Regions from separate parts of the Mus musculus genome. Here regions 1, 2 and 3 are each linked to region 4. The links are chromatin loops, found by intact Hi-C in ENCODE. Cell type or tissue: left cerebral cortex. All regions are shown on one strand. Region 1 has its middle 62 kb from the start of Gm40242. Region 2 has its middle 43 kb from the start of Gm52719. Region 3 has its middle 74 kb from the start of Gm40242. Region 4 overlaps Gm2164 (predicted gene 2164).

Evidence for each region. Peaks named below come from ENCODE experiments on the same cell type or tissue, not always from the same donor. Only the 100,000 strongest peaks of a DNase experiment are listed, where the experiment ranks them.
Region 1: it touches region 4 in a loop (8-fold over the local background); 3 of 42 quality-filtered maps call a loop at or near these places.
Region 2: it touches region 4 in a loop (8-fold over the local background); 4 of 42 quality-filtered maps call a loop at or near these places.
Region 3: it touches region 4 in a loop (10-fold over the local background); 3 of 42 quality-filtered maps call a loop at or near these places.

What each region holds. Positions count from the first base shown.
Region 1 is chr4:124,207,786-124,212,785 of GRCm38, forward strand. No RefSeq gene overlaps it. Among named protein-coding and RNA genes, the nearest start is that of Gm40242, 62 kb to the right of the region's middle. In left cerebral cortex, no CTCF peak of the experiment used is centred here; a DNase peak (open chromatin) is centred at 2,530.
Region 2 is chr4:124,393,989-124,398,988 of GRCm38, forward strand. No RefSeq gene overlaps it. Among named protein-coding and RNA genes, the nearest start is that of Gm52719, 43 kb to the left of the region's middle. In left cerebral cortex, a CTCF peak has its summit at 3,054; DNase peaks (open chromatin) are centred at 3,122, 4,559 and 4,851; H3K27ac peaks cover 395 bases.
Region 3 is chr4:124,196,031-124,201,030 of GRCm38, forward strand. No RefSeq gene overlaps it. Among named protein-coding and RNA genes, the nearest start is that of Gm40242, 74 kb to the right of the region's middle. In left cerebral cortex, no CTCF peak of the experiment used is centred here; DNase peaks (open chromatin) are centred at 2,570 and 2,972.
Region 4 is chr4:124,572,729-124,577,728 of GRCm38, forward strand. The region is part of intron 1 of Gm2164 (predicted gene 2164); the gene reads right to left. It overlaps 4933407E24Rik (RIKEN cDNA 4933407E24 gene), which reads left to right. Exons shown (of 3, transcript NR_045819.1): 3 at 1,338-2,810. Among named protein-coding and RNA genes, the nearest start is that of 4933407E24Rik, 6.0 kb to the left of the region's middle. In left cerebral cortex, no CTCF peak of the experiment used is centred here; DNase peaks (open chromatin) are centred at 1,064, 2,818 and 3,201; H3K4me3 peaks cover 749 bases; H3K27ac peaks cover 1,314 bases.

The DNA.
Region 1 (5,000 bases), 360 kb before region 4:
CCCCCGGCTCTCATCATCATGCTTCATGCTGTATGACAAGTCACTGGAACTCTTGAAACTCGTTAAGCCTCAGATACAGGACACACTCATTCTTCACCACTAAGATTCATCTTGTCATTAACCAGGTTGGAATCCGTCAACTGTTAGTTCTTCATGAGTTCTTCCCAGAGGCAGAGTCTGGACAGGGAGAGGGATGACCAACCCTTTCCACACCATCTCAGAGTACTGTCCTTATGGCTAACTCTTCTTGATGATATAACAGAATCCTTGACCAACATTGGGTATCTTTTGTTTCTTCCTTCCTTTCTCCCTCCTTCCCTTCTTCCTTCCTTCCTTTGTATGTATGTATGTATGTATGTATGTATGTATGTATGTATGTATGTATGTATGTATGTATATAAGTACACTGTTGCTGTCTTCAAACACACCAGAGGAGGGCATCAAATCCCATTACAGATGGTTGTGAGCCATCATGTGGTTGCTGGGATTTGAACTCAGGACCTTTGGAAAAGCAGTCGGTGCTCTTAACCACTGAGCCATCTCACCAGCCCCTAAATGTAGACAAAGACTCATACATGTAAATAATTTTAAAAAGATTTATTTATTTTATTTACATGAGTACACTGTTGCTGTCTTCAAACACACCAGAGGAGGGCATCAGATCCCATTACAGATGGTTGTGAGCCACCATGTGGTTGCTGGGATTTGAACTCAGGACCTCTGAAAGAGCAGTCAATACTCTTAACCTCTGAGCCATCTCCCCAATCCTGGGTATTTTTCATAATCTTTGTTAAACTTGTTTTCTGAGGCAGGGTCTTTCACTGGACCTAGAGCTCACTGATTCTGCTGCCAGCAAGTCCCAGGGATTCTCCTGCCTCCACCTCCCCAGTGCTGGGATTATAGGTGCACAGTACTACACGGGTGCTGGGGACCTGAGCATCGGTCCTTATGTCTGTGTAGTCAGAACCATAAGGACTGAGCCATTTCCTTAAAAACTCTCCTGCTCCCAGTTAGATGCTCTCTTTCATTCCATTGAGTTCTCAGATTCCTTGGCATCCCTGAGGGCAGGACATGTTCCGGCCTGCTTCTCCCTCCTCCATGTATAGCACTGGGTCTGGCACACAGTAGGCATACTGCAAAGAGACGATGAAAGCCAGTTGGCTCCTTAGCTGTCTTGTAACAACAGAGTTTCTTTGCCTCCACAGTCCTGCCTTTTCCTCAAAGTGTTAGATGGTAAGACCATCAGGAGCAAGTCCGAGATCCACCCACCCACCCACGCCTGGACTCTCCTGGTGCTATAACAGTGCAGAGTCCTTAGCAAGCACACAGTACATTTCTGTAGCTCAGAACTCACCACGGAGGGAAGTGTTGGGTCATCTTAAGCCAGTGAGAAGGATCGGCGTTGACTAGTGTTTGAGTCTTCTCTGCAGTGTCTTGGTTGGAGTCCTACCCAATAAAGAGGTACACATAGTCTTCTGACATTTTTGTTAAAAACAAAGGGAGACAAGAGAGTTTTCCCCCTTTTCCCGAAGATGGCAAATGAGGCCTGGCATGAAACATAGATTCACAAGGTTTTTTGTGTGCAAACAATATATCCATTATAGAAGAGTTTTATATTCCCTCATCTGACACGCAAGGGTGGCGCTTTGTATAAACCACATTGTTTGAGCAGAAAATTGTATTCTACAGATTTCATTTTGATAAGAGAATCCTGGCTTTGTCACCCAGCAACATTTTAAGAAGTCACATAAAGAGGCAATGCCTTGAAATTGTATTTTCCTAGTGAGCTAACTCTGGTAGGAATCACCACTTCCCACAGTTCCCTGTTACATTCTGAATAGTCTTGGTTTGATTGGAAATGTGTGCTGGCCAAGGCCATAGTCTTTTGTGGCAGCTACCCTGGGTGTGTGTCACTCATGTCAATGACACCAAGACCATCATTGTTATTGTCATCATTGTCGTCATCGTCATCATCATCATCATTGATGTTCACCTTTGTTGAGGGTAGTCTGTGCCTTCTGGGTAGTATCTTTGGAAATTCCACTTGTTTCGTTCTAGAGACCCAGAATCACATAGCCCAGCCTGGCCTCAAACTCCTCATAAATCCAGCCTGACTGTGCATGTCTGACCCTCCTGCCTCCACATCCTGACTGTAGGGATCACAAGCATGCACATCCATGTCTAGGTTATGCTGTGGTGGAGACTGAACCCAGGGCCTTCTGAATGCTGCCTCTTCAGTGCCCTGTCAACTGAGTCACATCTTCAGGACGGATATCCCTGGCTCATCAAAAAAGTGGTGCGGTGGACAGAAACCTGTCTTTCCACTTCCATAGGCTTCTCCTGACAGCAAGGGGGAAATTCTAGACAGTCTCTCTTTGATATGGAAGGAGTCATAGAGCCTGGAAGTTCATGTGCCAGAGGAGACATGATTCACAGTCACCGTACTGTGTGGGAAGGACGAACTGGGACGCAAACTGCCAGCACGCTCCAGGGTTTGCCTCTCGGTAATGCGAGCTTTGCAGTCTGGCCAGGAGTGAGCTTTTTACCATAAACATTCAGGGCATGCTGCTTATGTTTTAAAAGTGACGTGTTTTAATTTCCAGCCAAAAATACTATATGTTTGGATTGCAGTTTCTCAAGTTGCTAAAAAATTATTCAGAGGAGATGAAAACCTGCCATGCGGTAGAGGAAGCAGCCTGATGTTTAATGCAAAGGCGAGACCGAATCTCTCCGAACGAGGCATGGTCTCCTCTTTAAACCCGCCTGTGAACATGAATGCGGCAGAGCTGAGACATTTGGGGTCTGCCACGAACTGGTGTCATCTATGGTCAACTTGGATGCCCTTGGAAACATCAGGGAAAATTCATTTAAATGCATCCTCTTTTTTCCCATTTATTATGGATAGAGAAGACAAAATAAACCCATGAAGCTGCAGGAGCAAGGAGCTTTCAAATTTTAATGTCTTGTGATGGTAAAGGTTGCTTCCCACCTATATATGAGGAGTCAGAAAGAGGCTGTGCTCTGTGCCCCTGTGTGCTCTGATGGGGATGGGGGTGGGGGTGGGGGTGGGAGTAGCACCCACCACCTTGAACACTGTCAGTCACCACACAACAGGGAGCTTGGGAGCACTGCAGTGACGGCTAAACACCAAACAGTTAAATGTTCTGGTCCAGAAGCAATACGTGTCATCTCTGTTGACAACTCATTGACCAGAGCTGGCTGCCTTGAGACACACCATCTCTGTGCAATGCGGTCTGTGCCTGGAAGGAGAACCTGAGAGTAGCAAACAGCATCCAGGCCTCCACGCTGGCTATCGAGTATTGAGTGCACATGAAACGGCAGAAAGGAAAGAAAGAGCCCATACTCATATCTCAGCGGGAGAGAAAGCTTGACTCCTAACTTAATTTTAATTCATTCTGAACAAGATGCAAGATCTTTCCTTTTATTTTTCTCTCTTCTCTCTCTGTCCTTTAATATCTAAGAAATTGTCTGTAAAATCTCTTTGTACTTGAAAAGCAACTAAGCCATTAAGGTTAAGATGGATTCTTTAGTCTGGGTAGGTGTAGATGTAAGGGTGTGTGTGTGTGTGTGTGTGTGTGTGTGTGTGCATCTGTGTTCTAAGTTTTCTCTTGGTTTGTTCCAAACTTACTCATGGAAGGGAAGGAAATGGGTGGAATTAATGCTCCAAAAATCCAGCTTTGGGAAATGACGGATGAAACGAGGAAAGATTAGTGTTCCAGGTCCCAGTCCTCTGTCCTCTTACTTTTCTGGGATTAAAACAAAGCTAGCTGGCTTCCAGGGCTTGGTGTAAAATTCCGTGTCTTGTTCATGCCTGGATTCCTCCTGTTAGCCACAATCCCTGGTCTAGGATAAGTCCCGTAGTCAGTGTTTACAAGATAGGTAGAGCCCATATAGTTGGCCCAGGAAGCTGGGCTAGGGTAGCAGGCAGGGGACGTGAGAAATGTTGACCACAGAACCTCAGAGGTTTGTGAAGAACAGAGACAACAATCTTAGTTGTCTGGAACCAGGTCACTTGCCTTCCCAGCAGGCCCTGGGGCTAATCTGCTCATGCTGGCTTGAACGGGAGTCCTGGTCTACTAGATGAGAACCACTAGAACAACATGCCCTTTACCAAACAAAAACCAACACCCACCTCGATAGAGGCTTGCTCTGGTCTCCTCAGCAGAGGTGTATTGCGCTGGGAGCACAGCTTCCTCCCCCAATGGGCTCTGTCTAATTGAGCCACCTCAATGCCAAGATTCATCAGGCCTAGAACTCAGGACTGCTCTGAGCAAGACCTGATTTCCAAAGAAATCTAAGAAACTTCAGGGTGTCTGTGTTTGGGTAACTGTACCCAATACACGGTTTGAGCCCAGATGACATACATGTACAAACATTGCATGTCGACATGATTTTCTACCCTCAGTGAAAAAATCTAAGCATTTGTCCTCATCCTCCTTGAGAATAGTGTAAAGTGGTAGGGTTTGTTACAAAGGGTCTGGCATTTGACTATCTTGATTTAGTTATAATCTGTAGACACATACATACATACATACATACATACATATATACATATGTGTAACTGTACACATACATACACACACAGACACACAGATACACACACACTTCTCCAGCCTATAGTCCCATGGACCTTTAAATGTAATATCATTAGGCTTAATTAACATATCCTTTATTGCCTCTGGCATTTGCCTTTTATTTTAGGACCCCCCCACACACACTCTCTTGATCACCCCCACAGCTCGAGTTATCTCTAGAAACCTCATGAATTCAGCAACTTCAGCCACTTGAGCATAGGCATCCTCTCATCTCTTTCTTCTCTGCTCTCAGCTGCAAAGGGGCTGCTGCTGGCGCCCTTTTAGCCTAGGCTAGCCTGGCACAGAGCTGGTGCGTTGTCAGGGATAGCCAGAGATTAGTGAGGTACACTCAACAGTGTGTGGGTACCGAAAGACCCACTGCAAAGGTGGGCGTAGTGATCCATG
Region 2 (5,000 bases), 180 kb before region 4:
AGGTGAGAAGAGCACACTGGCTAAGAGGACGCAGATAGATGCTGATGCTGAAGAAGAGGAGAGGAGAGAGAGGCACAATGGGAGGGAGGAAGGAGGGTGGGGAGGGAAGGGAAGGAAGGAGGGAGGGCTGAGTAGAGAGCCTGGGCGTCACAGGAAGCGTGGATCACTAAAGGATGCAAGGGTCTCCTGAGAGAACAAACGCACACACCCACTTCCTTAGGAGAGGCCATGTTGGAGGCTGCATGGGGTACTGCACCCGTCTAAGATGCTGAGGCTCTGAAAACCCTTTAAGGGTTTGGAGAGCCACCATCCCGAGGGTCCTAGGAGCACCAAGGCACATTCTGGGTGCAAGCAGCTAAAATGCAAAGACTTGCTTTCTTTCACCTCTCCAGTCAGAGGAAGGGGTGAGGCCAGTGGGCTAGCTGTGTCTGCCTGGGATTAGGTCTAGCGATGGTGACACAGAACAACGAGTTCTGTCAAAAGTCATGATGCTGGTGTTAGCGTATGGTGCCATTCACTGCGGCTATCAAAGAGGGCGCTGCCGTGGTGGAGGATGAACAGGTGGACATGAGACTGTTGGGGAAAGTACAGGTCCCACGCAAAGGGGTCAACAGCTGCCCAGCCCTTTCCAGTAGGGCCGGGCTGGCCACAGAGCCCACTATTGCCAGAGTTGAGGTTATCTAGAAGCAGCCGGAAAGACACTTTTTTATATATGTAAAAATCTCTACTACTTTTATGCAGATCACAAATTCAAATTGAGGCAGAAGTCAGAGGGAACTCACCAACGACCAGTTTATAACCTTGCCTCTCAAGTCATATCCTTTTGAGATAAGGATTTTTTTTTTCATCTAACAGTGTCAAAGGGGAAGCCTTTGGGCAGAAGGCTGGGAAACTATCCTCTGGAGATGGGAGTTTCATGGCTGAAATGAAGCAGGTGAACTCCAGGGCTGCCCAAAGCACAGGTATCCAGGGCTAGGCTAGCTGAATGCAGAGGGTGGCAAGCTGTGACTTCTCTGGATTCTATGGCTACAGCTGGGGTGGAGAAGGCAGCAGGCAGAAGAGTAGATCAAATACACAAAGAAGCCACCCTTAACTGTGGGTGACCCCCCCTCCCCAGGGCACCTTAGTTTCCCTGGAGAGAGAAAAGGTCCAATTTGGTAAGGCCTATGAAACCTGGACACTGCCACAAATTCCCAAGTGAGCCTGGACCTGAATCCAGGCTGCCCTGGCTCCCTGTGAGCCCACTGCACTGTGAAGACGTGGGACTAAACACACCTCTTGGTACACAGTCCCTCTACAGTTCTCTACTGCTGGCACAGCCTAGGAGAAGCAGCCTCCCTAGAGATGGCCCATGGGGCCGCTGGAAAAGCACACTTGCCTCCCACCCCCCCCACCCCCCGCCACACGCTAAGCAATCATTTCTGGAATAACTTCAGATTCAAGCAGCTTTTGTAAACTGCCCCGTTTAAATTAAAACAAATCAATATGCTTTCTAAAATTTAGTCTCAGCTAAACAGCTGTGACAGTTCATAGCAACCTGAACTTACAGTGAACCCACCCTACGTATAAATAAAGCCTTTGATGTCTTCATTAGTTTCTCTCATGCCATTTTTCCACAGTCTATCAGGCTAAGTGCTTTGCAACTTATATATATTTTTGCAGGAGGAGTATTTAACCTTCTGATTAGTCACCGCAAGCAGCACAATGACAGAAACCCTGATTTTGCACACAATGAATTTATTGATAGATTTAGCCCATTAGCTGTATTTACCTGTCAGTTCTATGGACACTAATGAGTTGTTTTTCAAGGACTAATGAGAACTGTAATGGCTAATGGATGTTTACAGCTTCACCGCGCCGCGCCATGTGATGCCGTGAACACCCGCTCCTGTCCCTCCGAGTCTTTAATTGGCACCATCAGAGGACTCTTTAATTACATTTGAGCAGACAATGAAGATCCTGCCCAAATCAGTGGGAGGAAGTGGCAGGATTCCACAGGAGACCGGACACTCAAGATGGGCACCAGCCTGACCCGCCAGCCAGCTCTCTGACTTCCCCGGGACACACTTGAGTGGCAGGAGGTGCTGAAACAATGTCCAAGTCAGATGTGTACCTCCCAATCTGCCTGCCAACTCGTCCTCCAGGCTCTGTAGAGCAAGACTGATGGTCATTGTCCAGACATGGGACACAGACTACACGTGGAGACCACTCCAGGCATTGGAAAAGGGATCAACTTTGGGCCCCTGGGCTTTGTTAAACTTTTTGATCCTCAAGGTCATGTCTTCCTATGTGTTAGGTACAAAAATAGAGCTGTCGTTAATGTCAGTGTCAGCCAGAAGTTGGCATTAGCAAGAGAGTTGGCTCATGATGAACTTACAAAGAAGTTGAGCTGTGCGATACTTTCTCAGTCACTCATGGGTCTGTCCACTCATTCAGCATTTAGTGAGGATCCACTGAGGACAGAAAGAATCCCTCAGACGCTAGAAGTACGGTAGTAGGGAAAGACAACTTATAGGTATAGTTTTAAATCGTGCTATATTGTTTGAAAAAAATGAAAGCACGCGCTTTTCAACTGCCTAAAAGTCAGCTGAACAAATCCTGTTTTGATGCCAAGGCTTCATCCTTGCTGACCTATTAAGTGGTTCTGATCAGAATCTATATGACAGAGGCTGAGGAACACCTCAGTAGGTCTCTCTTCAGTAGAACTCTCTTCAGTAGGTCAAGCAGCCATTGATCGATCAGCTCCGCTGATCAATTGATCTTCCCTGGGAGGGGCTGGTGAAAAGGAGGAGGAGCCTGTGAACAGTGTGGTCATGGGTGTGGTTATGTGGATGGCAATCCTGAAGAAATGCAAACTGGTAGGATGGCAATGGGGAATTGGAGTGTTACTGAGAGAGGACATCTGCTTGTCAACCCAATGGAATTACACAAAGATCGCTGGGCACAGGACACAGCGGCCAACTGGTTGAAACCCAATCTCCCTGTGAGTGAATCTGCTATCAGCCTTGACCTTCCTCGGTACCTCACCCAGCGCCGGGAGGAAAGTCTGCCCTCTCTTGGTGCTTCCTATGAGCTGTGAACATATTCAATCCAGTGAGGATGCTGCTAGTGAAATGAGAACAGCAGTTTCCATAGAGAAGTGGGGGGCGGGAGCCAGATTGCACAAGGATTAAGGAAGGAGTGGGCGGTGAGGAAACGGCAGCGGTGACAAGTGAGTGATGGAGACGGATAGAGCAGTCACTCAAGGGGGTCAGGGGGCCCGAACACATCCAGAAGTTTCTAGAAAGATGTCAGCCAAAAGGGAAAGATGGGAAATGAAAGAAAAGGAGGTGACTGATGGAGTACTGTCCCAGCGGGATCAGGGGTGCAGTGAGAAGAGAATTACAGAGGAAGAGGGTTGGGCCTCAGAACAAGAGAGAGATTCTGCCCTGGCGTTTGTGGCTCGGAACTGGAGGACAGTAAGGCTCTGCCACTCCTTATTTTGTTCTCTGAGAAGACCAAGAGATAACACTTGTCTCCGGTGCCTGGAGGAGAGCAGAGAAGGTCAGAGCAGTCCCACTTGGACTGTCAGAGACGTCACTCAGAACAAAAGGATTTGTGATGTTCCTGGCTGGGGCCTCACAGTAACCACTCAGTCAACACAGTTGGCAGAGCTGTCTGCTCTGCCCAAGAAGAAATAGCCAAGTGAGTTTCCCAGAATCCAAGATGAGCAGGGAGCTGCGGGTCTAGGGCTGAAGCTGCTTAGGGGTTATAAGACATGGACCATGCATGGGGCTTCAAGTTGTCAATCTAGAGATGGGTGAAGGGCTACAAGGAAGCGGGGACAAGACACTGTTGATGAACGCAAGGCCTTTGGGAGGAATGGAACAGAAAGGCTGTTGGGATTTCAAGATCAACTCAGCTCAAGAGCTAACAGCACTGCCCTGCCCCAGAGTTGAGTCTTCCCTTGCCTCATTCCCAAAGGCCATCTTCACCTAAGAGAGCAGATTTTTCTCTTCTCTGTGGCAAACAGGGGTCAGCCTTAATTATGCTACCCCACCAAGCCTCACATCTGCTGCTCTTCAGGTGATCTTAGCCAGAGACCAAAAAAAAAAAACAAAAAAAAAAAACCAAAAACAAAAACAAAAAAACCAGCACAGCTGGTGCTCATTTCTCAAGCCTCTGGCATCTTGGGTAGTGAGATCCTTAGTACCTCAAGGGTCTGGAACACAGTGCAACACCCTGGATCCCACCAACCAGAGGGAAGATCCAAGCTCTCCCAGTATGGGGAGCAAAAACTCGACGGACAGTTGGCCCAGAAATGAACGATGCTACCTTTAGAGGGGAATATTTCCAGACACGTCGATGTGGTCAGACTGACTGACAATTGAAAAATCTTCATCAAGAGGAAAAGAAGGCAGGAACGGGGAAGACAGAAAGGAGCTGAGCCTTTTTTTTTTCCTCCAAGCTATGTACAGCTCCACTCTGGGTACTTTGAGAACGGAAGGTTCACTCATTTACATTTCAAACCAACGGTGAGTGGTGGTGTTATCCCTGCCACAGAGGGAAAAGGAGGGAGAAACCCAAGGCCGTGGGCGGCTGCTCAAGCATTTGCAGAGGTGGCTGCAGCAGAGCCGGGCTTTAAATCCTGCCTTTCTTCCCCGGCAGGCAGGTATCCCTCCCACAGCATGCCCTGCCTCACAGAGCTTCTGCCTCCCCCGACACCTTTCTACAGCCAAGCCAAGCCCCCTGCACCTTGTTGCTCTGTTGAAGACCCGCCAGAGCCTGAAGAGAGATAGCAGGGCAGTCACATTGCAAAAGGTAAAAATTTAAATTAAAAGAAAAAAATAGAGGGCCAAATTTGGAATTCTAAGACACAGTGAAATTCGTTTCTGGCTCACAATCCTGCCAGCCACGTGAGTTGCAGATACCACTTCCTGTCGTAAGGCTGTTTCCTCCTCTGCAAACAAGAATTCCCTCCCAATGGAAATACATACTATTAAGAGCAAGTGACAAAGTAT
Region 3 (5,000 bases), 380 kb before region 4:
GGTGGCTGATGCACAGACAGTGGCTGGAAAGACAGCAAGCAAAGCCTTCCTGGCTTCCTGTGATGAGAACTTTCCCAACTTCAGTGAGCTGGTGGGATTGGGAAGCAGGACGGGGCTTGGGGTGAATCTCACACACAGTAGGGTAGAGATGTGCTCTTGAGGCGGAGAACCCAGAGTCTCTCCTTGTAGGGGAGAGTGGAGGGTGGGGGTAGAAATTAGTGAGGGGGAGGCCAGGCTAATGTCTCGGGAAAGTCAGAGCAGTGGTTCTCAAGAGTGGGTGGGGCTAAGGATGGGTGCATCTGTACGTGCAAGAATTCTCTGACAAAGGTGTAGGTATGCAGATATTTGTCTAAGGAGAGGCACGATCACATCCTTCGTATTTCTAGGGTAGCAAGACATCAGACAAGTGTAATTAAAGGTCAGGGTACTAAGATCCCCGCTCCTTTCTAACCATGTGGCTTTGGATGAGTTACCAGTGTCCTTACATCTTATTGTTTTTCATCTGCAAAGGGGGACTAGTAATAAAGGATTGTAGATGACACAGGGCGGCAGAGTGTCTTGTGTATAGTAGACCCACACATTGGCTATTCTTAAACACACTGGTATAAAGATCATATTATTCTCTTGAAGATAAGGGAGCAGAGGGAAGTGTCTTTAGCATGTTCTTGGCACAGCAGCGTATAAGGGGCAGGTGGGCCCTTGGGGGTGGAACTGGAGCTGGGGTGCAGAGTCACAGGCTGGCTGGAAGGCAGGCCCGGGAGCCACTTGCCCTGCACCCTCCACCTGGCAGTTTGTATGCAGCGGGTGTTGTGAGAGTGTGTCCCCAAGAGGGGAGGGCTGCTCCATAAGACTGATTTGTTACTGCGGAACCTCATTAATCAAATCTTACCGGAGAGAGCCTCCTGCAGCTGCTGGCAGGTCAGCGTCGGGGAGATAAGTGATGTAGCCAGACCCAGCGAGGGGGAGAGATGAGGCGGTCATAAGTCTTGACGCTGGCAGGCTCTGAGGCAGGAGCTCTCAGCCTGGCGTCCTCAGAGCCTGGGGCAAATCTCCATCGGCGGGGCAACCTTCTTCCTCCCTAGGGATGCTCTGGAGAAATGGGAGCTGGGATAGGATGCAACTAAGAGGAGAACCCCAGAGAAACACTGGTGTTCCATAGATTAGCAAATGAGTAAAGATAACCCGATACTTAGGAGGTCTCTGGCCTCAGGGTCTCCCGCAGACACCCACAGGGTTTCCCAGCCACACCCTTGGTTGGTCCTGTGAACAATCCCATTGCCCAAGCAGTGGTTCCTCTTTGCTTCTGCTCAATGGGACAAATTACCTTGATGCTTTGAACCAGAGGATTTCCCGAGATAAATGCAGCATTAAGCATCCTGTGCGGCCTTCTTTCGTCCTCATGAGGAATTCTGGGATGTAGATACCATAGCATCTTACAGACCCAGAAACTGGGCTCGGCATCTAGGGGTGTGGCGGTCCAGGAATGGGCTCTTCATGGTTTTTCTGGTTTGGGGTGTTGGGGCAAGAGGCTATGCCAGAAGTCCTGAATGCAACTTAGGGCCTCTGTCTTGCTTGAAGCATTCCCCTTAGTTTAGTGATAACTTGGTTGTTTCCTTGAGCCAAAGGACCTGTTTCCGCTCTTTACCCAGGGCCAGTTCTTCCTGTTGTACCACAGGAGGAAGAAGCAGGAAACTGAGCAAGGGCTTGGTACCCGACTCCTAGGCTCCAACTGACCAGCTAGATGACTTTGAGTCTTCATTTCTCTGAACTCCTATTTGTTATAAAAGAGGGAGAGAGAGAGAGGAGGAAGGAAGGAAGAAGGAAGGAAGGAAGGAAGGAAGGAAGGAAGGAAGGAAGGAAGGAAGGAAGGAAGGGAGAGAGAGAGAGAGAGAGAGAGAGAGAGAGAGAGAGAGAGAGAGAGAGAGAGAGAGAGAAAGAAGTTGGATAGTGCTAGGCACATAGGAAGCCCTGGCTCTTCTCTGTAGGGACCCAGAGAAGAGTTTATCTACCTGGTCACTCCCAGTAGGAGCCTTGTGGTTCCACCTCTGCCTTTGGTGACCTGGGTCTCCTGCCTGCTGGCATTCTCTCCTCAGCAGACCTTGTTTTTTCAATATTCACTCTCTGTCCATCCTGGGCTTCTCTTCTCTGGCTCTTCGTGTTCCCGAGATCACAGGTCTTGATCAAATCTTGCAAAGCGATGGACGGAGCCCTTCGTTTCATCTATGAAACCCACAAAAGCCGAAACGATACTTTGAGAGATGGGCGGCTGGAGAGTCAGCTCTGAGGTCAAGAGTACTCACTGCTTTACAGATCAGGAGACGCACAGCTATCTGCAGCTCCAGTTCCAGATCTGACAGGCTTTGGCCTCCACAGCCACCCTTGCACACACGGTATGCAATGACTCGTGCACTTAAAACAAAAATAAATAAATAAAAATGTAGAACAAGAGGAGGAAAGGCTCCTTAGTGAGTCAGATAATATGGGCAGACAATACCTAGTATACTCCAGTCCCGCCCCCACGCACGCACGTACGCACACACACACATGTACTCGCTGTGCTTAGCAGCACGTTGCTTGTCTTAGAAACCTTAGCTCGTGGCGTCTTCGCAGCGTCATTATATTCCAGGTCCTTATTACAGGCCTGCTTTACAGTATTGGAAGCTTGTAGAGGTCATGTGACTTTCCCAAGGACACCCAGATATTGAGTGGCAGGACTGGGCTTCCCACCTGGTGACTGGCTCTGCCCTTAGCCCCAGGGGAGACACCCCAGCACAGACTAGGAGACCTGCTTTAGGAATTCAGAAAACATCACCCCCTTTCCTCCCACACAACATCGAAAAGGCCCCACTTTGCAGGGCTGGCTGGGCCCAAGTTCAGGAGTTATTAACTTCTTCGTACTTCTCTCTTTGCCTCGTTCTGGGGTAAAACTGCATTTGGTTTTTAAAATTCCCTTTTTATTTAGTCGCTGTGAATGTTAGGAACTGCCAGTACTGGGAGCTGAGATCCCATCCATATGCCAGGTTTTAAATAGCAGACGAGAAACAAGTTGACACAGGGAGACCAAACTCATCCCAAACATACAGCTACTGCGCCGCTCAGACACGAACCCCGTGCCCCCGCCCCGCCCCGCCTGCTCGCTCGCTCGCCCTGTCTTCCCACTTCAAATGCTGGCCCAAGTCATCTCTCTTGTTTCAGAAACAGCACAATCTCCATCTGCTGCTTTGCATGTGTGAAGCCGTGAGCGGTGGCCCCGGCTCCCAAAGGTGTTTGTTTGGACTGGTGGTTTGCCTCAGGCTGTGGGAGTGACCATCCACCACTGACCGTCCCTTCAGTCCCTTCCACCTCATGAAGTCACAGGTCCTCCATGGCTACAGCGACTTAGCTTCATGCACTGAAAACACACTGGGGTGGACATTGTGTTTGCCAAAAGAGGCTCCTTGACCTTGGGTAGGAACTAAAGATGTTGCTCTCATCCTGGATATCTGTTTTTGCCTATGCAAAGTCATTGTAGCAGATGGAGCAGAGCACAATGGTCGAGGCCCTGGACCTAGCCTGAGCTGTCTGGCCTAAGGACCTATGAACAAGCCCTATCTGAACCTCAGTTTCTTTTCCTGTAAAATGGGGTTTCTCAGTAATGCCTGCTTTGTAGAGTGCATTGTCTTGAGGGTTAAGAACCCAATATTGCACTAAACACTGGGGCTAGCATTTGGTAAGTGGCAATGAATACCAGTTGGGGTCACCACAGCCTGGGACTGCCTGCCTCCAGAAATCCCGGGGTGGAGTCCTGTGTCTATGCATGTAGGTCACCAGCCCCGACTTTGGTACTTGCTTCGAGCCCTCATTACTGGAGTAGACCTATTCCACTGGGAACTCAGCACACCTTTCCATCTTCAACCACCCCGTTTTTTTCTTTAGCCTGAGCCCACAGGGCCTGTCTGGGCTACAGGGAGGGGGGCAGGGTTGATCTATGGGTTGGATAACCTGCCTGGGGAAAGGGAGGGGGCCTCTGACCCAGGGGTAAATCACGGACTTCCCCCAGGGCCCGTCAGTTTCCCAGGAAAGGAGCCCGGGGCATTTGTTATCTCAATGTTTCCCCTGAGGGGCTGACCACATGATTCATTTCACTCACACTAATTGGATGTAAATTAGATGAGAAATCAGTAATTTGTCCATAGATTTGTCATTCCGGTGGTGGCTTCCCAGCTTTCCAGGCAGAGGGAGGCCCTGGCCGCACAGGCGCCCCCCAGCTGTATGGAAGGAAGAAGACGCCTTCCTTGGGGGTGAGGGGTGAGGAATGGGGGAAAGATGGGGTAGCCTTCCCGAAGCGAGCCCTAGCTTTGCACTGCTTTAAAAGGATAGAGAGGAGGAGGAGCAGGGAGAGAGGAAGAAAGCAGGAGCAATGATGTGGGGGGAGAGAGAGAATCTGCTGGGGTGGGGGGACCTTTCAGGTAAGGTTGTTTAGTGTCAATAGGAGAAAGGATTACTGCCACCTCCTCCAGCAACAATATGCTAATCAACCCCCTGGGCCCACTCCGGGGCTGGGAAGCTGGGCAGCTAGCTGCCTCAGTCTGTCTCTGGAGCCTGATGGCTTCTGATTTAATGAGGGGGAGGGCATAGAACAGGCCCTGGCTCTTGGGAGTGGAATCAGACCATGCCACACAGGTCAGGGAAGCGTACAAGGGGTGGATCTGTCTGGACGACCGGCATGCAGAAGAATAGCAGCATCCTGGGCCCCCCAACACCCCCCTCAGCATTGCTCTAGGGTGGGCAGGAGCAGCAGAGCATGCTCCATTTATTAGAGAGACAGGCAGAGTCCCCTGAGAAAGGACAGAAATGCAAATATTTTTAAAGGAAATTTGAGGGCCGCAACCAGGGTATAAAGGAAACAGTGAGAGAGCAGGGGAGAAATGGGGGTCATTGTCCAAAGATGCCTTTGAAGGACTTGATACTAAGTTTGCACACACACACTTGGGAGGTGGGGGGTGTGCTAGGGTTCCCAC
Region 4 (5,000 bases):
AGAGGAGAGGAAAGAAAAGAAAAGAAAAGAAAAGAAAAGAAAAGAAAAGAAAAGAAAAGAAAATTCTGGTTTTGTTCATCCTCGCAATGTAAGTGCCGGGCTCTGGGTACACAGAACAGAATCGTTCAGTTGGAGCCCTAAGGGGGAAGCGCCTGACCAGCAGGAGGGGGACACTCACTAGCATGAGAGTCATGATACAGGCTAGTAGGCCTGACTGCACAATTGCCCAGGGAACACAGTCGGTCCTGGGTCCTGATCAGGAAAGCTCTCCACAAGTTCCTGAAGTGCACCTAGGAGCTTGTTACAAAGAGGAGGAAAAGGAACAGGGGGTGGTAAACTCCAAGGCCCCTGAGGTAAGGAGATGCATGGCAGATTTGCCATCTTGCTCGAGTCTTCATGGGATTGTTGGCTAATTCAGAATAGACTATTGGGGGCCATTCGTGAGTCACAGAAGAAAAGTCGTCCGAGCCAAGGGTCTAGGCAGTGGTGGTGACATCAGACAGGGTCACATTGGAAGTAGAAAGCCAAGGAGAGGAGAGGACAGGCTCTCGCCCAGCACTGACTAGTTCTGAAGACTAACCTAGTTCTGCTAATGGGTTTCCAAAGAGCAGAAGGATGCCTTTTCTGACTATTCCCCAATTCTGTCTTCTCCTGTCAATCTCCCCATCTCCATCCCTGCCCAGGGCAGGGGCAATACTAGGTCCTGATATCCATACCCTCCCATCTGGAAACAAACAATTCTGAAAACTGGAGTGAAGCCATGCCACCTGACCAGGAAGCCCACTCAGAAGCAACACACAAGGTCTCAGAAGTCCTTCTGACTCCTCTCCTCTCAGTGGGAACCTGAGGACATACAGAGAGGGCCAAGGCTTGCCCACAGCATCGGGATCAATTTCCCTCCATCCTGACCTTGGTGGAGAGGCATCCCGAGTTCCACCCCAGGCCATTAGAGAGCGGTGAAGGTGGAGACATGAGGAGTTCCAGCCCCCACTCCTTGCTCTGGACTCTTCCAACAGCACTGGCAAGAGCAGCCAGTGCTGTCAGCCCGGCCAGAGCTGTCTGAATCAAGGGCAGCTGAGAGGGGCTGGATTCACACCAACTCTGCAAGTCTGCAAGGAGGGTTTATGGTTCTTGATTACACCCAGCAGGGAGGCCTTCTTACTGATGAGAGAGAAATATTCAACAACCTGTCTTTGCAATGTGCTGATCTGTGGGGTGGGGGTGGGGGGGTGGGGGGAGACCAGAATGACTTATGATTCATGAGTGAGGAGAAGAGGATTTTTCAGTCCAGGGCTCCCCTAAACCTTCTGACACTTTCTTTCTCTTTATTTATTTAGCTATTAATTTGCACTGGTGTGCGATGCTGTCCCAGGCAAAATTCTCCCTGAGGTCTCTTGCAAGCAGCGAATATGACCAGAAGGACACAGGCTGAGAAGAGGGGATGGCCCTTCTGGCCCTGGCTCGGCACTGGCTCAGAGAGAGACAGGACCATTGCCTCTCCCCAGTCTCCAGCCCTTGTCACTTCACCTGGCCCACAGTCAACCCCAGGAAATGAGCAAGCGAATGGAGGGCTGGATGGAGGACTATTATCACCTCTCCAAGGGACCTCTGGGTCGTGTCCCTGCCACCCAGCTGTATCTAAGCACTGGTATCACGGCAGCGCCACTGGTCCTTTTTGGATGAATGCAGTCTATGTAATAGATCGCACACACAGAGAGCACACCTCCCTCTGTCTGCTACCACTGAAGCACTCAACGATCAGATCACACCGTGTGTGATGCCCTCCCCTCCCCCGTGGGGTGCCGAGGGAGAGCAGAGTTGGTTTTGAGATGACCTTTTCCGTCTTCCCTTAGTAGTCTATGAGAATTTTAAGGCCAGAGGATGGTCATGGAGAGTGTGCAGAGAGCGAAGGGGAGGCCTGTCTTTCCACAAGAACTCTGAGCTCTTCCCTCCCCAAACATCAGAAAGAGATGGAAGAGGCTGCTTCTAACACCCACACCTTTCACATCTCTGTTCAATGGCCCCAGTGTTCTCCTATAGCCCAGCAGTGGCCTCTGCCCTTACTGCCTCAGTCTCCCAACTTGGGGGCAGAGATCAACCCAGAAGGTAAAGAAGACACAACATCTTTACATGGCCAGCAGTACTCCAGTCTCCAAGATGTGTCCTGGCCTCCTGTCCCATTAGGAGGACAATGAGGGGTGGGGAGGGATGGTGAGCTTGCTATTCAAGCAGCGGCCCATCCCACCCTTCAACCTCACCAGAGATGATGCAAGATCTTCAAAGCCGGGAAGCTGGTGTCTGCCAGGGGACGAGGACACTGGGTATCTTGCAAACCCAGAGGCAGGCTAGGTCAGCAACTGCTTACCTCTCCAGTGGAACCAGGGGTCAGCAGGGAGCCACCTACCCTGTTTGCCTGACCCTCGGGCTGCTGACAACCCTGTCAGGACGCTGCACTTGCCCCTGGCTCTGCACAGAAAAGGGTCGGGGGAGGGGGCACCGAGGGGTGGGGGGCGCCACAGGGACCATACCCGCACCGCGAAACTTTACGCTGTAAAGTTAATCCACTGAAGCGTAGCCCAAAATAAGCGCACTGCCTAATGTGCCGGGAACTGCCGGTCGCAAGGCCAGACTGCAAGCGGATGTCTGCGCATCTCCGCCCGCCCGCCCGCCCGGAGCCTGCATTTAGCGCCAGCGAGGGAGTCTGGGCTGGAGCGCTGCTTTCACACCGACTCGAGCCGCGAGTTTATGGATCTTGATTGCACCCAGCAGGGAATCCTTTTTAGTGATGAGAGAAAAAATATTCAACAACCTGTCTTTGCATTGGGTGTGTTGGACACACTTCCCTGCTTCGGAATCAGACATATGCGGGTTGTGGGAGTAGAGCTGCTGTCAGCAGGCCAGAACGCGCCTCTCCTCCCCTCCTCTCTCTTCTCCTCCCGCATCCCCGGGCAGGGGGCGGGGAGCGAGGGGCTGGTGCGGCCGGTCCCCGGCCACGCGCGGAGAGGACCCGCGGCGCCCCGGCGAAGCACCCACCCGGGTCCTTCTCCTGCGCGGCGCCCGGGCCGCGCTTCCCCGCTCGGGCCTGCGGTGCGGCGGCTGGGCTGGCCTCCGGGGAGCCGGCGCCCGCGTGGGGCTCGCTGACAGCGCGCCCAGTAGAATATTGTATTAGTTGGTTGTGAGCTGTGTTCTCGTCAGGGTATCTGAGTTTCACAGAACAGACGGGGTGAGAGTTTTTGTGCTATATCCAGATTGGCTTAAAATAATGTCGGTTTTGTAGCTTATTAAACCACAGAAACTACACCAAAGTCAGACACGCTGCTGTCAGAAAACTCAGAGTCGGGGTTGGGGTAAGAGGAAACTCAGGCCAGGGGTCTGACCCCTGACCTTCCAGAAAGGCTTTAGAACTCTTTCTCCTCCCTCCAACCCAGGGCAGGCCTGAGCATGGGCACTGCCCACACTTCTCCAGACGTCCTGCTGGGACGCTGCAGGGTGAGGAGGCAAGGCTGGAATGTGGTGAAAGCCCAGAGGCAGCTCGATGCTGGGGTCTGCCCTGGCAGAACAAGGGCTGAGGTGGCATTTCCTGGCCAAAGGGGAAGGCTGAGGAATGTAGCTCCCATCTGGGAAAGCCCCTGTCTCAGCGGGAGTGATAGGCTCTTTCCAGTCTTGTCCTGGAACTGCAGGGGAGAGGCAGGGCCTTAGGGATTGGGAAGAGAAGGTCATGGTATACAGAAGGGTTATCAACCCAGAAAGACCTCCTTTCTAACAATTCTAAGTCCAAAGGAACGGCTGTGTCACCTCCTTGGGGGCAGGTGGCTCCAAAAACAAGTAAAGAAACATGCCAGAGCCACCCCTGTCCCCTGCAGGGATCATCATTGCTGGCCATTTACACCTTACAGGACGTGTGTGCTGCAGTGAGCCCTGTCAGCAGACACTAAGGTCCAGCATGTGGAGTGATTTTCCTGGAGAACACACAGCTAACAAAGTGGCAATGTGGGGACTTGAACTCTCATTGCAGAATAGAACTTCTGTGGTATTTGAACATAAAGAATAAAGACGCCCCTGGCTGAATTTTTCCTAGCCAGCCTGGTGACATAAAAGCCTGTCACCCTACCAAGTAAGACACTAAGGCAGGAGAACTGCCATGATTTGAGGCTAGCCTGAGCTACATAGTGAGTTTTGGTCTGCCTAGGTTACAGAGTAAAAGCTGATCTCAAAACTACAAAAGGTGAGAGGGGTTGAGGTTTGTTTGCCCTACAGATAGGAGGACCTGAATGTGATCCCTAGAACCCGCCTGAACCCCAGACTCAGTGGTCTGCCCTTGTAATCCCAGCACTGGAGGGGAGGGGGGTGGAGATGGAGAGAGACAGACACTGATGTGGACAGCCAGTCTAGTCTACAGCAAACTTCAAGTCAGTGAGAGACCCTGTCTCCAAAGAGAAGAGGGAGGAGGAAGAGGAAGAGGAAGAGGAGGAGGAAAGGGAAAAGGAGGAAGGAAAAGAAAGAAAGAGAAAAATGTAGGTGACACCTAACTACACTCAAGGTTGTCATCTGGCCTCCACGTATATTCTATGCGCATGTATGTGCACACACGTGCACTTGCACATTCACACATACACAAAAAGAAAGAAGCCTAAAACAGTGAAACTATCAAAGGAAAACAAATCTCACCTTCGTGTCAATATATCTGTTGTCTGCCTAGACAGCCATGCCCTGGGTACCACGGCTATGGGCATCTGCTATCGACCCACTTACCTGAACATCCAGAAGTTATCCTTTGGGGTTCCTTCCCCTCTGCCCACCATGAATACCAGGGCTTGTGCCTCTGGGACTGCCTCCCCACTTCAGCCACCAAACCCGGCCATGCCATGTCACTTGTATCACCTTCTGCATCTTTCTGCTCGATGCCCTGCCTCACACTGGCCTTCCTACTCCAGTCCATAGGCAGCCAGAGGACCATCCAGGGAGACCTTGCTACTCTTTTTTTTTTTTTTTTTTTTTTT